2 separate regions of the Homo sapiens genome follow, and region 2 is linked to region 1. A link is a contact called in ENCODE Hi-C or POLR2A ChIA-PET data. All regions are on one chromosome and are shown on one strand. The core of a region is the stretch at or near the end of the contact, and the rest is flanking DNA. Distances in the headings are between cores, read along the strand shown. Region 1 overlaps DTD1 (D-aminoacyl-tRNA deacylase 1). Region 2 holds the start of DTD1-AS1 (DTD1 antisense RNA 1).

Region 1 (2,700 bases), core at 132-2,631:
ACTTCATTCTGGCCCAAAATGAAGGTTGCAGTGAGCCGAGATCACGCCACTGCACTCCAGTCTGGGTGACAGTGAGTGTGCATACACATATACACACATATATAAATACTCATGAACAGGTCCAAGTTAGATGCTGAGAAAGTACAATTTTAGTTTTAAAAAGTAAGATGCCGTCTCAGTTTTGTTCTTTGTTTCGCCATGGCCTGGTAACAAACAGTTCATGCAGCAGCACTTTAAGTAGGAATGAATGATCTGGAGCAAAGATGACAAAAAGCTAGCATTTTTAAAATCTGAGAAATGGCCACACAGAGCTGCTTGTTACATAGTTCTTTGTAGTATTACTTTTCCATGGAAAAATATTTTTCTCTTGACTATTCTGCCACAGGTTAGGAGGAATTTCCTGCATCTAAAATAACAGGCTTCTTTCCTTTCGTCTGTCTTCTGGTATTAAAATGCTCTTTCTTTGATGAAATGATAAGGACAGTATACAGGACTCCTTCTGTCTCATTCCCTTTCTTGCAAACAGATTTTGGATTTTTGCAATGTGGATATACCCATTACTACTAAGCTATACACTTAAAATGGTTAAGATGGTAAGTTTTATGTGTATTTTACTATAATTTAAAAAATTAAGCAATTTTGGAAATCATAAGTTAGCAATCCATGCTAGACTCCCCAATTTCTTTTTGTTTTCTATATTCCTGATTCATAAAATCCAAATATCTTGAAATTGGTGTTCTGCAGTAAATTGTGGTAAGCTGCCTTCTGCTGCCAGCAATTGACATTTTATATTCGCATCCATGTGTTCATACTTGTATGTCTTACTTGTGTGTAGATGCATACACATATACACACATATATAAATACTCATGAACAGGTCCAAATTAGATGCTGAGAAAGTACAATTTTTAAAAAGCAAGATGCCCTCTCAGTTTTGTTTCTCATCTTCAGAGATTAAAAACAAAACAAAACAAAACAAAAAAAAAACAAAATGTGAATATCAACAGTCACAAAATTAAATAAACCTCCTCCCCCTTGCTAAGTAATCTCATGCAAAGGCCTCTTTGTGACCCAGCCTGTTCTTCACTTTGTACTCTTTTATGCTATTGAGAACCAGATCCAGAGAGGACGATGGGGAGTAACCCCAATTAGCACAGCCCTCTGGAGGCTTCTCAGCTCCTCGTAGTGTCATTCGACTCTGTGCTGAGGCAGAGGCACAGACACCACAGATGCAGAAACATCCATCTGACCTTCCCCTCCAACCCTATCCCCTCCCACCGAGAGCCAGCTTTTAAATCACATGTGATAACTATTTAAATGACAGGCACAGCCCACATTTCTGCCAGTGATGTAATGCTGACTCTCTTACAGTATTTATCTTAAAACAACCCAACCACATATGGCTCCATGCCGCAAACTCAAGTTCTCTGTGAGAACATTGTGAACTAACCTAATAAATTTAAGCCTTTTCTGGGAAAACTTGGAATCCAATGCAGCCAAAATGTGGAATTTACATCTCAAAGCAAGAAAGCAGCTGGATTTTTTTTTTTAAGGAAACAAATGAGAAAAAAGAAGAAGAAAAGAAACTGGTACTGCATATGAGCTCAAGCAAAATGTCAACAGCTTTCAAATTAAGAGGAGATGCATGTCAAGGAGAATATAAACCACTACAGGTCTGTGAACATACAATCTACAAACACTGAAATAGAGTACTTCTGGGTTTTTGTCTGTTTGCTTGTTTTTAATCAACTGGCAAGAAAGCCCACATTGTAAGGGAGAGACTGTCCAAACCATGCTGGCTTTAGCGCCTTAGAGAGAAACCCAGCCTTCCAAAAGCTGCCCTGGACACACAGACACCACCAGGGGCCAGGTGATGATCCTGTGGTCAGCCTGCACCTTTCACAGTGAAGCTTGGGAACACGTGTGCCAAAAGAGGGGGGACTGGAATATGCAGATCCAGACTCACCCAATTCATGATTAAATCCACTGAAAACATAAGCGTTTTTCTTTTTAATTAAGATGCCCAAGCTCTAATTGCACAATCTAAGAATGAACTAGTTGAACATTGATCTTATAATGCCTGATTTCAGGGCCTGCAAACTTAAATGCCTTGAGAGACCAGCCAGGAAGCAAAATGAGTTAAGTGGCCAAGAGTAAGACAATATGGCAGGGTGGAGCCTGAGGCCACACTGCAGAGGACAAGCTCCACCTAAGGCCTTAGGACACACTGCAGAGGACAAGCTCCACCTAAGGCCTGAGGCCACACTGCAGAGGACAAGCTCCACCTAAGGCCTGAGGACACACTGCAGAGGACAAGCGCTACCTAAGAACATTCGCACTTTCTTTTCAAACATGTATCTGGACCATAATGTTGATGGGGTGCATATGTGTCACCTGTTAGGGATCCCCACTTAGCATTTCCACCTATGTGACCTTGTTTGCTCTTAATAACCTGATAGTAGTTGAATGATCATCAATGTCCCACAGAGAAGCCACTGCCAGCTGCCTACACCGCAGCTACTCATCTTCCCAGCCCCTTCCTCCCTCCCTGCTGGCAGGAGTCTCCTACTTCAGAGGTGGCAATGTCTGGTTCTCCTGTCACATGGCATGTGACACAAACCATAGCCAACAAGACCTGAGGGGACTGCAGAGGGTCTTTGGAAAAAGGCTTCCCTCCCTAATAAACACAGGTGAGAGGAA
Region 2 (2,700 bases), core at 16-2,515, 41 kb after region 1:
TTAGTTAATGCTATGTTACCAACAGTAACTTGCTGGTTTTGATCACTACTACAGATATGTGAGATCATTAACATTAACACTTCGGGAAGCTGGGTAAAAGGAATATGAGAACTCTTCTGGTCTATTTTTGCAACTTCATTAAGTCTGGAATTATTTCAAAGTAAGTTTAAGATACATATGTGTACACACACGTACACACACACAAACACACACATGATCACTCTTGACTGTGTGGCCAGCAAGCCCAATGGTACTTTCCAAATGCTCACCTCCTCAGCCTCTTACAGTGAGACAGCATGGAGCTGCCCTTCTAGAAAGTCTCTCCCACTAGGCTTCCAAACTGAGGTACTTCCCTGGCTCCTCTTCCACTTTATAGCCATCCCCACACAAGCTGGGCTCCATCCTCCCTGATGACCACCTCTAACAGATGACTTGCCTCAACGCGGGAGATCTGACAGAAACTTGAAGGCCGGACCTCCCCATGACTGTCCTGCTGGCATCACGCGAAAACCCCAAAGCTGCCCCTGCCCATGTCCCTGTTAGCCTGTTCAAGGCTTGCTGTCACCTCAGGGTCCTTCTCCACATCTCCCACTTCTCTGGCCTTCTCTGTTCCTACTGCTGACCCATTTCCAGGCCTCTATTTGCTCCACCCAAGCCTCCTGCACAGAGACTCAAGGTGACAGATGGGGAAAAGAACACCGCTGCCTCAGGTGGGAAAACCTGGGTTGGAGGCTTCATTCTGCCATGGCCTACCTGTGGTTTTGGAGAAAGCTTTTAGAGACTAAAGCTTTTTCACATGTAAAACAGGCTATTAAATAAGAGCCCCTAAGGCAGGCTCTCTTGACCTAATAGCCTTCCTCTCCTGCTGCAACTCCACTCCAGAGTGTGAAAATGCCACAAATCCACTTTCCCAAACTCCCTGGTGACCTGCTGGACAGTAACCCAGCTCTGCCCAGAGGACATAGGAAACACCAACCCTCTGGCCTGCCTTGGACACAGACGTGGAGGGTGTAAGGGCACTGCTGTGGCAGCCATTTTGTAACCAAGAGGAGATGAGGTAGAGGACAGAGAGGAAAACAGAACCCCAGCACCTGGGAGCTGCCAAAGTAACCAGCCCTGGAGTCCCTGGGCTCGGGCCTCGGAACTCATGAAAGAAAATCAAATGTTCCTATTGTTTAAGGAACTTTTAACTGAGAATTCTATTTGACTGTGACTTTCAGCCATGGCAGGGCTCAGTCACCAACTATTCATAAGAGGGTAAGGAGACAGATGCAGGCAGGGAGCGGGAGGAGGGAATGGGAATGAGCTGAGCAGCAGCATCACAGCTGGAGGGCTGGACATGGATGACCAGCTCCTCACTTCCAGGTGTTTCCACATCAAGCATCCTGCAGACAGCTAACAAGTTCATTCTACAAAGTACAGTTCTCACCACTTTATCCTTCCTCTGCTCGGAAACAGTCAATGGTTTCCCACTGTCCACAGGGGATGCTTAACGCATGTGGGTTATGCAGCTAGAAAGACAAGGTAAGGACTTTGGATGTAAATGTAGAGGTTAAAAAAATAAATCACTGAATATGTATAGATGAAATAACACTGAGATTTGCTTCAAAGTAATAGAAGATGTTAAAGGGTTGACAAAATCAGAGCTGCCATCCTGGGTGTCCACTGATGCTGGACACATAGGGGTTCGACAGACTCTATTGCCCAGTGTACATGTGTTTAATATTTTCTGTGATAAAAATTTAAGATCATTTCAAGTTAATAATACAGAACTGAACTATGTAATTATTGTTAAAAACATATACATCAGCAGATCCTAGAAAAGCTTATCAGAATAGTAAAAATGTGTGATTTGCTAAAGTTTTACTGATTTGCTCATACAAAGGTGTTCATACCCATTTCTTGGAATTTCTCTTCAGTCAAAGAAAAGTATTATCAGAATAAAGATGATCACTTGCATACTACTTATAATTGTGAAAAATTAATCTAGATGTCCAAGAGTAAAGTTATGGTAGACTGATTTAATAAATAGCATGCAAACATAAAAATTATATGAGTTGAGAGATTGAGACCATCCTGGCTAACGCAGTGAAACCCCGTCTCTACTAAAAATACAAAAAATTAGCCAGGCGCGGTGACAGGCGCCTGTAGTCCCAGCTACTCGAGAGGCTGAGGCAGGAGAATGGCGTGAACCTAAGAGGCGGAGCTTGCAGTGAGCCGAGATAGCGCCACTGCACTCCGGCCTGGGCGAAAGAGCGAGACTCTGTCTCAAAAACAAACAAACAAAAAATATGTGAGTTGAATATCCACACTCCAAAAATCTGAAATCCAAAATCTTCCAAAACCCAAAATTTTTTGAGAACAGACACGATCCTGAAAGGTTGTACTCAAAGTGAATTTCACTGGAGAATTTTGGATTTTGAATGTTTCTATTAGGGATGCTCAACCAATAAGTATAATGCAAATATTCCAAAATCTTAAAAAATCCAAAACACTTCTGATCCCAAGCATTTTGTTTAAGGAATACTCTACCACTATATAAAATTTAGTCACCCTCACTGAAAATGGTAAAGCTTTAAGTGAAAAAGTTCATGACAATTACATCAATAAGAAGGACATGTGAATATCTGCAAAACACTATGAAGAAATAAGGAATCAAAATAGTTGTATTAAGCACATTGGTTTTCTTATTGTATTCAA

Evidence for each region. Hi-C counts contacts between places; a loop is a spot of excess contacts on that map. ChIA-PET counts read pairs that join two places held with the same protein, here RNA polymerase II (POLR2A). Pooled maps may share reads with other maps.
Region 2: a map of heart right ventricle shows a loop between it and region 1 (1.9-fold over the local background). The contact joins the promoter of DTD1-AS1 here to the enhancer-like site in region 1. A Hi-C loop is called at or near these places in 2 of 168 maps with a recorded cell type or tissue (heart right ventricle and ovary) and 1 of 50 pooled maps. POLR2A ChIA-PET finds 5 or more read pairs at or near these places in 3 of 52 experiments (AG04450, GM12878 and activated T-cell).

The regions. Positions count from the first base shown.
Region 1 is chr20:18,738,597-18,741,296 of GRCh38, reverse strand. All of the region lies in intron 4 of DTD1 (D-aminoacyl-tRNA deacylase 1), which reads right to left. Among named protein-coding and RNA genes, the nearest start is that of DTD1-AS1, 41 kb to the right of the region's middle. Within about 2 kb of position 1,381, at least 9 of the 41 ENCODE cell types and tissues checked have a DNase peak (open chromatin) inside an H3K27ac peak, as active enhancers do; they include heart right ventricle, where a contact is called at or near this core.
Region 2 is chr20:18,697,273-18,699,972 of GRCh38, reverse strand. DTD1-AS1 (DTD1 antisense RNA 1) reads left to right here and starts at 1,265. Exons shown (of 4, transcript NR_109955.1): 1 at 1,265-1,524. All of the region lies in intron 4 of DTD1 (D-aminoacyl-tRNA deacylase 1), which reads right to left. RefSeq lists a silencer at 181-328.